Regions from separate parts of the Homo sapiens genome. Here region 2 is linked to region 1. The links are chromatin contacts, found by Hi-C or POLR2A ChIA-PET in ENCODE. All regions are on one chromosome and are shown on one strand. Each heading gives the region's core, a stretch centred on a gene start or an enhancer-like site at or near the end of the contact. The rest is flanking DNA. Distances are from core to core; before and after follow the strand shown. Region 1 overlaps MTARC1 (mitochondrial amidoxime reducing component 1). Region 2 overlaps LOC101929750 (a long non-coding RNA gene).

What was found. Hi-C counts contacts between places; a loop is a spot of excess contacts on that map. ChIA-PET counts read pairs that join two places held with the same protein, here RNA polymerase II (POLR2A). Pooled maps may share reads with other maps.
Region 2: a map of IMR-90 shows a loop between it and region 1 (2.8-fold over the local background). The contact joins two enhancer-like sites. A Hi-C loop is called at or near these places in 1 of 168 maps with a recorded cell type or tissue (IMR-90) and 1 of 50 pooled maps. POLR2A ChIA-PET finds 5 or more read pairs at or near these places in 3 of 52 experiments (AG04450, BJ and PC-9).

Annotation. Positions count from the first base shown.
Region 1 is chr1:220,816,217-220,821,038 of GRCh38, reverse strand. MTARC1 (mitochondrial amidoxime reducing component 1) reads right to left here. Exons shown (of 7, transcript NM_022746.4): 7 at 1,380-4,822. Among named protein-coding and RNA genes, the nearest start is that of LINC01352, 11 kb to the left of the region's middle. RefSeq lists an enhancer at 1,819-2,510. Within about 2 kb of position 2,083, at least 4 of the 41 ENCODE cell types and tissues checked have a DNase peak (open chromatin) inside an H3K27ac peak, as active enhancers do.
Region 2 is chr1:221,087,553-221,092,374 of GRCh38, reverse strand. All of the region lies in intron 5 of LOC101929750 (a long non-coding RNA gene), which reads right to left. Among named protein-coding and RNA genes, the nearest start is that of HLX-AS1, 210 kb to the right of the region's middle. Within about 2 kb of position 2,979, at least 3 of the 41 ENCODE cell types and tissues checked have a DNase peak (open chromatin) inside an H3K27ac peak, as active enhancers do.

The DNA of each region.
Region 1 (4,822 bases), core at 834-3,333:
TGAACTCCTTGGCTCAAGCTATCCACCCACCTCAACCTTCCAAGTAGCTAGGGCTAAAGGCATGCGCCACCATGCCTGGCTAATACTTTCATTTTTTGTAGACATAGGGTCTCACTATGTTGCCCAGGCTGGTCTTGAACTCCTGGCCTCAAGTGATCCTCTTGCCTTGGCCACCATAACCATTTTTTTTTAAGTGTACAGTTCAGGAGTATTAAGCACGTTCACTTTGTTTTGCAACCAATCTCTGGAATTCTTTTCATCTTGCAAAACTGAAACACTATACCCATGAAACAACTACTCCTCATTCTCCATTCCCCCATCCACTGGCAACTAGCATTCTACTTTCTGTTTCTATTTTATGTCTAGAACAGTGTGACTGCTCTAAGTACCTTATATTAATGGAATCATATAGTATTTGTCCTTATATGACTGGCTTATTTCACTTAGCATAATGTCCTCAGGGTTCATCCATGTTATAGCATGTGTCAGAATTTCTTTCCTTTTCAAGGCTGAATAATATTCCATTGTATGTATAGGCTACATTTTGTTTATCCATTCATCTGTCAGTGGACATGGGCTATTTCCATTTTTTTTTCTTTTACTATTGTAAATAACGCTGCTATGAAAATGGGTGCGTGTACCTCACTTTTTAAATTGCTCAAGAAGTTCAAACAACACAGGAGATGATCACAGCACAAATTTAGAAAATAATCCAGTCCCCAGTCCCAGAAAATTTATCCAGGCAAAACTCATTCCTAAAGCCCAATACTTGGTGTTGCCAAAAACGACAGCAGATTCAGAAGGGAAAATCGCTTTAGAAGATTCTTCAAAGGGAAAAAGGGTAAATGGTTTTAAATGAAGTGCTCTTCATTCATTGCCAGGTGACCATAATCCTTGGAGAGGCTAATTATGGCACCATTTTTGTTTGTTTGTTTGTTTTTTGTTGTTTTTTTTTTACCATATCTGGGGGAAATGAACTCATTCCTGTAAAGAGTCTGCTCTGACAGTAGCATTTGAGACATTACTGCTTTAAATGCATTTTCATGGTTCAAAATAATAGCACTATTAAAAAATGTTTCTTCAACAAGGATTTGTTTTCTCCCTAAGAAGCTTAATGTGGACACTACAAATAATGACCAAAGCTGCTGAGTATGGCATAACAAAGAGAAAACAAAGCACTCATCCTGTCCTCCAGATCATGCCCAGAACACTGTCTACCAACATGTGGCTTGCCAACTGGAATGATGCAAATGTCAGACCCACATCTGTGGAAAAGGGGCTCGTCCCACAGGAAACAAGCTATTGGGGAATGGGGAGAATGATATAATTAGAAATTTAAGACACAGTATAACTCAGAAAAATGTTGGCTGGGCAGCACATTGCTAAGACTTGAAATCTTTATTTTGTTCTCTTTTCAAAAGCCCTGTGAGCATAATGAGCAGAATATAGCTTTAAGAACTAAGATTCACCCCATCAGGCATTAATGGTGTCCAGAAACTATGTGAACAATCTTACTTGACATCCCCAAGACATTTATATCTGTCCAATGCAAAATCAGAGGGGGGAACATGTTAATTTTCTCAGCCTTTTGATAGCATATATACAAGATCTCTTAGCCCCACAAAAGCTCCAGATATATTCTCTAGGACTTCGACTGCCTTAAAATATAGACTTGCATTTATCTTGGCCACATTAACGAGATCTGTTTGACCAATACATTTATATTTATGATGACTGAGGGCAGATTATGGTTGTTAAAATTTGTCCTTGGGACATGAAAACACTCTTCTGTCATTAATACATTTTATAATATAAACTATGATGTCAGGTCAACATAAAGGGTAAAAACGTTCCTAAAGTATGCACACATCATTTTTTAAAGCAATTGAGCCTAATGGAATAACAAAGGTCATCATAACAAACCATTACAGCCTTGGTCTTGGCAACTCTGGCCACAGAAGAACCTCCAAGAAACGATCATCATTCCTCCAATGTTATGGCATCCAGACGACAGGAATGGCTCGCAAATGAGTCATACGGGCTCAGATCCGCGGTAGCTATGTGAGCGCTGGACGATCAATTATTCATGTGTTTACAAAGAGCTTTCCCGGTTGATGTTAACCAGAGCTGCCTGCAACGAAGAGCTCTCCAGCTGTCCTCGGCCGTCCTGGGCCTCGGACTAACAAGCGGCTTTAATTGCTGGGCAGGTCATGTGGAAGGTGCTCCTCCCTTCAACCCAGTAAATTCAATCTCTCTGAGACTTTGTTAGGTGTAAAAATGTTAATCAGAAATAATTATAACAACAATAGTTTATTTACAGTACTCCCAGTAAATTCTAAAGAGGGAGACAAAAGTTAGACTTAACTTAGTTCCCACAGGGATCCACCAGGATTGGAGACTGACCAATACCAGGTCAGGGATTGGTAGAGGGCATAACAAATGCCAGGGAAGGGGAGGGACTAGGGGTTGTGGGTTTCACAAGGAAGGTAAGAGGAAGAGCAGTCTAGGATGCTCTGTAAAGGTAAAGGAGCATGACTGAGGACCAGCAAGGGTGAATGCACTAGACTGGCCAACAAATAACCAAATGTGAGTGAATTTGACCTGCCTATCAAAAATGGCCTTGGAAGAGGCTGAATGGGAAGTCACTTCTCAGTCCTTTTTGTTACTTTACACAACCTACAGCCTGTCCAGGAAGAATAATAATGTAATTAAGGCAACTCTTCTCTCTGAGCCAGGCCACAGAGCATGGGAGCAGGTGCCCCACCACCCAATTCCTCAGCTGTGTTTGGAGGAAGAGCAGAGTTATAGTCAGAGCTGTGGCCCAAGCCTCTTCCTGTGAAGAGAGTGTGGTCAGAGCAGACCAAGGGATGCCTCAGGGACTTTTTTACTATCCCAATTCCAAGAACATCTGTGGTACCGAGCCAGATTCTTCCTCTTGCTTGAAATTGGGTAACTTTAGATATCATCATAACTCATTCATCCATTCAGAGAAAGTGGTTGAAGCAAACAATCTCTGTTCTTGCAGACAGCAAAGCACAGTAGTGCTTTGTGCAGACATAGATAGAGTCAGGGCCATAGGACTTCTGAGGTAATTCTGCTTTGTAGGGTGGAAGGCAACACTAGTTGAGAGGACTTGCAACAGAAAGGAAAAGCTAGGGCCGGGCGTGGTGGCTCACAACTGTAATCCCAGCACTTTGGGAGGCCGAGGCGGGCAGATCACGAGATCAAGAGTTCGAGACCATCCTGAACAACATGGTGAAACCCCGTCTCTACTAAAAATACAAAAATTAGCTGGGTGTGGTGGTGTGCACCTGTAGTCCCAGTGAGAGGTGAAGCCAGCTGGACTTCCTGGGTCTAGTGGGGACTTGGAGAACTTTTCTTTCTAGCTAGAGGATTATAAATGCACCAGTCAGTGTTCTGTGTCTAGCTAAAGGATTGTAAATGCACCAATCAGCACTGTAAAAACTCACCAATCGGCACTCTGTGTCTAGCTAAAGGATTGTAAATGCACCAATCAGCACTCTGTAAAATGGACCAATCAGCACTCTGTAAAATGGAGCAATCAGCAGGACATGGGCAGGGACAAATAAGGGAATAAAAGGTGGCCACCCCAGCCAGCAGCAGCAGCCCATTTGGGTCCCCTTCCGAAGCTTTGTTCTTTCGCTCTCCACAATAAATCTTGCTACTGCTCACTTTGGGTCCGTGCCACCTTTAAGAGCTGTAACACTCACTGCGAAGGTCTGTGGCTTCATTCTTGAAGTCAGCGAGACCAAGAACCCACCAGAAGGAACCAACTCCAGACACACCAGCTACTCGGGAGGCTGAGGCAGAAGAATTGCTTGAACCTGGGAGGCAGAGGCTGCAGTGAGCTGAGATCTCACCACTGCACTCCAGCCTGGCAACAGAGTGAGACACTGTCTCAAAAAAAAGAAGAAAAAAAAAAAAGAAAGGAGAAGCTAGCAGAAGAGAAACAGGGCACCCCTCCCTGGTGCATGAAGCATCCTGGAGCACTTTCATCACAGGTGGTTTTGTAACTTACATCACAGGTATTGCTGTAAGGGCAAGGTTAGAGAGAGTTTGGTTTCCCTTCCCTCACCCTGATCCACCCTATCCATCCAAAAATGCATGTTTGGAAAATGATCCCGAAGAAAGAGAGTGCTTCTCCCTAAGGCCCACAACAGGAGAGCTGGTCTAAGACACTTCTCCACACCTCCTTTAACCTATCAAGTCCCAGTTCCATCCTTTTACTCCAGCAAGAGGGGCAAGGGAGAGGACAAGGGGAAGTGTCCCAAGATAGGTCTCCTTCACTTGGCGGGAACTTTTAACTTCTTCAGTCTTCCCATGAGTGCACCCCTCCTGCTAACTGGGATTCCTTGGCTCACTGGCATTCTGCCTAGAGATCAGAGGATCATTTCTCAAAAGACAGTCAAAAACAGACCTTTGGGAAGGGCAGCATTAAACACAGATGTCTTCATGAAGGCCTCTCCAGAGCCTTTTGCCTTTGAAGAGAAGTGAGGCACGCAGGACTTTCCAAACTTACTGGTCCATGGAATTGTTTTTAGAAGCATCCCGAAAGGCAAACTTTCAGAATTCCATGGACCAATAAAACACGGGAAATGCAGTGTTAGGGTGTGGTAGCAACACTCCGATTATACCCACAATCAAGGTCTGGTCTGAGAGCCACTCTGTCATTTTCAAGGAACTTTAATGTATCTGTTCTCCACCATCATGGGTTGCTTTAATTTGATACACTCTTGGAATGCTGGGAGCACTTGCCTGGAATTTCAGCCTGCCATCACTGTTGGTGACAGCCTCATAAATG
Region 2 (4,822 bases), core at 1,730-4,229, 270 kb before region 1:
TTCAATCAAACCAATTTTAAAACTCTAAGAATTAAGTAGAAAACTAGGCAAAGGATGTAGCAGATAATTCAGAGATGCAAATGACTAATAAGTGTACAAAATGTTTAACCTCGCTAGTACTCTAAAGGCAAATTAGTATTATACAGCACCTTTTGCCTATCAAATGAGTAGAGTCTAAAAAATTATCATCCTTGAGGGTTGAAAAGTTGACATGAAGTTACACCCTCACTGCTAAAGGGCGAGACTGGAGCACCTCACTACAAAACAATTCGACTATGTTTCTAAAGTCCTTCAACCGTTCACACCTCTGACGTCAGGAATTTCTCCTAAGGAAATAATCAAACATATAACCAAAGATTTGTAGACAAAGATTATCTCCCGCAGTATTATGTATAATAAAATGAAAATATGAAAAAGCACTTAGAGGTCTAAAATTGTAGGATGTTTAGAAAAATGATGGCTTGAAAAGAAGATGAATGTTATGTACCTAATTGAAGGAGAAACAAAGAATTTGTATTACATGAAGAAATACTTTTGACATGATGTTCACTGAAAAAAATTCAAGCAGCAAAATCCATAACAATATGAGTTTAACAATTTGTTTAAATGCCTAAAAGAATACAAAAAGGAACAAGCCAAAAATGTAGAACTGGCTGGGCGCGGTGGCTCACCCCTGTAATCCCAGCACTTTGGGAGGCCGAGGCAGACGGATCACGAGGTCAGGAGCTGGAGACCATCCTGGCTAACAGGGTGAAACCCTGTCTCTACTAAGAATACAAAAACTTGGCCGGGCGTGGTGGCGGGCCCCTGCAGTCCCAACTACTCGGGAGGCTGAGGCAGGAGAATGGCGTGAACCCGGGGTGCGCAGCTTGCAGTGAGCCGAGATTGCGCCACTGCACTACAGCCTGGGCGACAGAGCGAGACTCCGTCTCAAAAAAAAAAAAAGCAGAACTACTTCTGCATGGTGAGATTATAATTGATTCTTTTATTCTGCTTCTTTAAATTTTTCCATTCTAAACATATTTTCTAAAATAAACAATTCACATCATGGGTATTGCGCTCTGTGCTTCATTCTGTTATTGTGCTGAAGACCTCTGATTCCTATGCAAATTTTCTGCTCTTTTAAAAATGTTTTTCATACTGAAAAATGAATTATAAAAACCAGTGGGACAGAGGGCTTCCTGAAGGGGATGGTGAATAGTGCTCATACAGCAAAGAGATCAATACTTAAAAATGGAAACACCCCATTAAACTTGGCATGTTGGAAGTCATTGGTGACTTGGATAAGTGTCAATGAGATAGACACAGGACAGATGCCAATGGATCAAAAGTGATTTGAGATGAAAGAGATGACAGCAAATATAGATTACTATTCCTAGAACTGTGACTGTAAAAAAAAAAAACAAAAAACAAAAAACGACAACAAAAAAACAAACAAACAAAAAAAAAACAAGGGTTTTTTGTTAATGGCATCTTGATTGCACTGGTTACCCAGCCTCAGCATCTAGTCATCTTTGATACTTTATCTCCCTTGCCTCCTATGTTGGAATTACCAATTCAATGAAATTTGTAGAAATCAATGCCTCTAAAATGAATAAATGTTTTTTTGATTTTCATGGCTACATCTTCATTCAGACCATCATTGTTTCACACCTAGACACTTCGAGAACTTCCTAACTTTTGGCCTAGCACTTCACGCCTGCAACAATCTGCAAACTAACTCCCTTGTCAGGTTTACCTACCTTGACGACCCCATTTGAGTGCTTTTCTCCAGCAAAACTCTCCACCAAAATCATCCTGCATTTTTTCACATCCTTAAATTAGTGGGAACGATGATTATTATTGTTATTGTCCTTGACATAAATTGGAGAGGGTCAATGATCCTGAGTTGTTAAAATAAGGCCAAAGAGTTTAAGTGACTTACCCATGATCTCACTTGGGCTGCAAAGTCAGGACCAAAGCTCTGAGCTCTTTTTGGCTGCTCCATCTGAGGTGCACACAGCTGCCCCATGTGTTCCAAGAGGCATGAGCTGAAGAGGAAGGAAGTTGGTCCCAACGAACTTTACTGGCTACTGGGACCATGGCATAGTTGACTTATTTTATAGGTGCTGTCTGATTGTGATGCTAAAACCTTAACAAGGCTTGAACCTCTTCTTTTATTTTTATTTTGCTGTCTAGAAGTATCATAGAATCACTTGATATAATCACTTTGAATTTTCTTGTTATTTCACAAGCAACATCCAATAGTTTAGTATCAGATTATTAGATAATGATTAATAATTCCTGGTTTATAATTACTTATATTAAACTATGGCCTGCTGTACAATTATGACTGTCAAAACCTCATCACACAGCAGGGGTCGAAACTAGTAAGATATTGCCCTGGGATTAGCCATTAAATCATCTGGAAATTGAGTAACCATCATCATATGGCAGTGATTTACTTATTTTTCACAAAAAAAAAGTTTATGTTACTCTAGCATTCTCTGAGATAACATTTTAGGACTCTTAAGAATCTAGAAAAGGTGATAAATATCTGCAGTTCTTTTCTTGTTCCCTATGGGGAGAAACTTTATACAATCACAGATATATATGTAGAGAATATCATGTAAGCCGTTGGTTTGGATCCATAAACATTTTAGGTTTGCTTTCCTGGATACCTAAGTTTGAAGGGAGCGTGGTTTCATCCACTTATTTAGACAAAAACATGAAGAAATTAGACTCTGATAATTTCTGAAATTTGCCTCAGAGAACTCACATTTTTGCTTTACAGACACATGCCTTGGAAGTTTTAGTAAGTGAGGTCATCTTCCTCTAATGTTTGCTATGCTTAATGACAATACAAATATGTTGAATTTATTAATTCACTTGTTCATATAACAAATATTTTAAAAATGTCTGCTATGCTGTGTTGTACTTGTAAGGTGACTCTGGATTTTAAAAAGGCCTGATTTGTAACATTTGGTGACTCCTGGGTGTATACACTCCCCTGTGGCTGATTTCAAGCTCCCAGTGCAATGTCGCTGAACACAGACTAGGAAGGAGATGAGCAGAATTGGCTCTGCCAAGCTCGTATGAGGCAGCGCCAGCCCACCCCTGATGCTATGTGTTTTATATATATATATGTTGTGTGTGTGTGTATGTATATATACATGGCATATATATGTGTGTTATACATATGCTATATATGTGTCTGATATATATGTGATATATATGTGTTACATATATGTGTTTGATATATGTAATATATATTTGTGATATCTGTACCATATGAAAATAGAAAAATTTATCTAAATCATCAAAAAAAGTTAAGATACTTTGATTCATTTCTTATTCAGGTAATAAACTGGAGTTCAAATTGAAGAGAGTAGTGAAAAAATTCTGGATGCTTTATTAGTTCTATACACAGGTTTTATTTCTGTGATTGACACAGATAACTCTGTGGCTGAAACTGCATCAGTAGAAATGTAATTAGTTCATAATTTCAATCATTTAATTGAATACTTGTAAATAATATTGAAATAAAATTTACATTTTCATTCCTTGGATATAAACCATTGACCAGTGTACACCTATGATTTTAGTTCATTTAGGATTGTATGGTGGTGAAATTAGTGTCATTTCATTAATATAAGCACATTCTTTATGTCAACTGGTCAGAGTAGTCTACTAAATTTTAAGGTTTGAGGTTTAATATTCTATGTTCTGTTGCATGGCTAGAGTACATCTACAGGCATGCCAGTAATCTTGTAGTGTCACAAGAGAATTTGATAATAGGGAATTGAATGATTAGTATAATCTATCCTCACTATTAAAAAAAAGTCAAAGGTAAGCCCTATGGATGACAATTTAAACACGTGCAGTGTGTCCAACATAATGCTAAGTTTATCATAAACTAATTTCTATAATGGTTATACAGGGTAAATATTATTATCTTAATTTATGTATGGAAATAGCTAAAGCTTAGGACAGTTTAGTAATCTGTTCCAGGTCACATAACCAACAGGGGTTGAAGCTCTGGTTCTTCCCTAGTACTGTCTGACTCTAAAGCCTAGGTTATCTTCAGAAGACAGAATAACCTACAATTTATACACAAGACAGTATAACCTACAATTTATAGAATCGTTATAAAGAATCAATAAGACCAGGATTGGAAAAGCTCTTGGAAAATTACAAATTGCTCCGTAATTGTTTTCAACTATAAAGTAATCCTTGTTAATTACTCAGAAAAAATATTTGCTATGTGACTAATATAAACATCCAGTGGGTTGCTCCATTCTAGTCAATCAGCTCCAGTCACCAGTTAATTTCTTCTCTGAATAAAAAATAAGTAGCACAATCTTAGCTTTTTCTGATTTCAAACACAATCAAATAATAAACCTTAATGCCAATCCCAATGCCCAGTAGGGTCTGTTACATGTTTTATAAGTATTTATGAGGTATTTACTGAATCCCAAAGAGTGATTACTGAATTGCTTTTCCATTAGAAGACTCAGCTCTAGTCAAATGGACTCACAAGCAGGATTAATAATTTGAGTTCATGTGGCTCATGCTCCCCAGTAGATGCATACATTCTAATGGGTTGTTTTTTAAAAACTGTGACTTTCTAAAAATTCTAAAGGTAGTACTACAACTATTTTATTTAAGAAAAGTATTGCAACTTTCCCTGGAAGTTTTATATTAAATGTTTTATTCTGATAAATCTTGAAGATGGTAGAACAAAAGCTACCATTAATTAAGCACCTTCTGAGTACCATTCACTGTATTACGAATTTAACTTTTTTTTTTTAATGAGTTAGAGTCTCGCTCTCTTGCCCAGTCT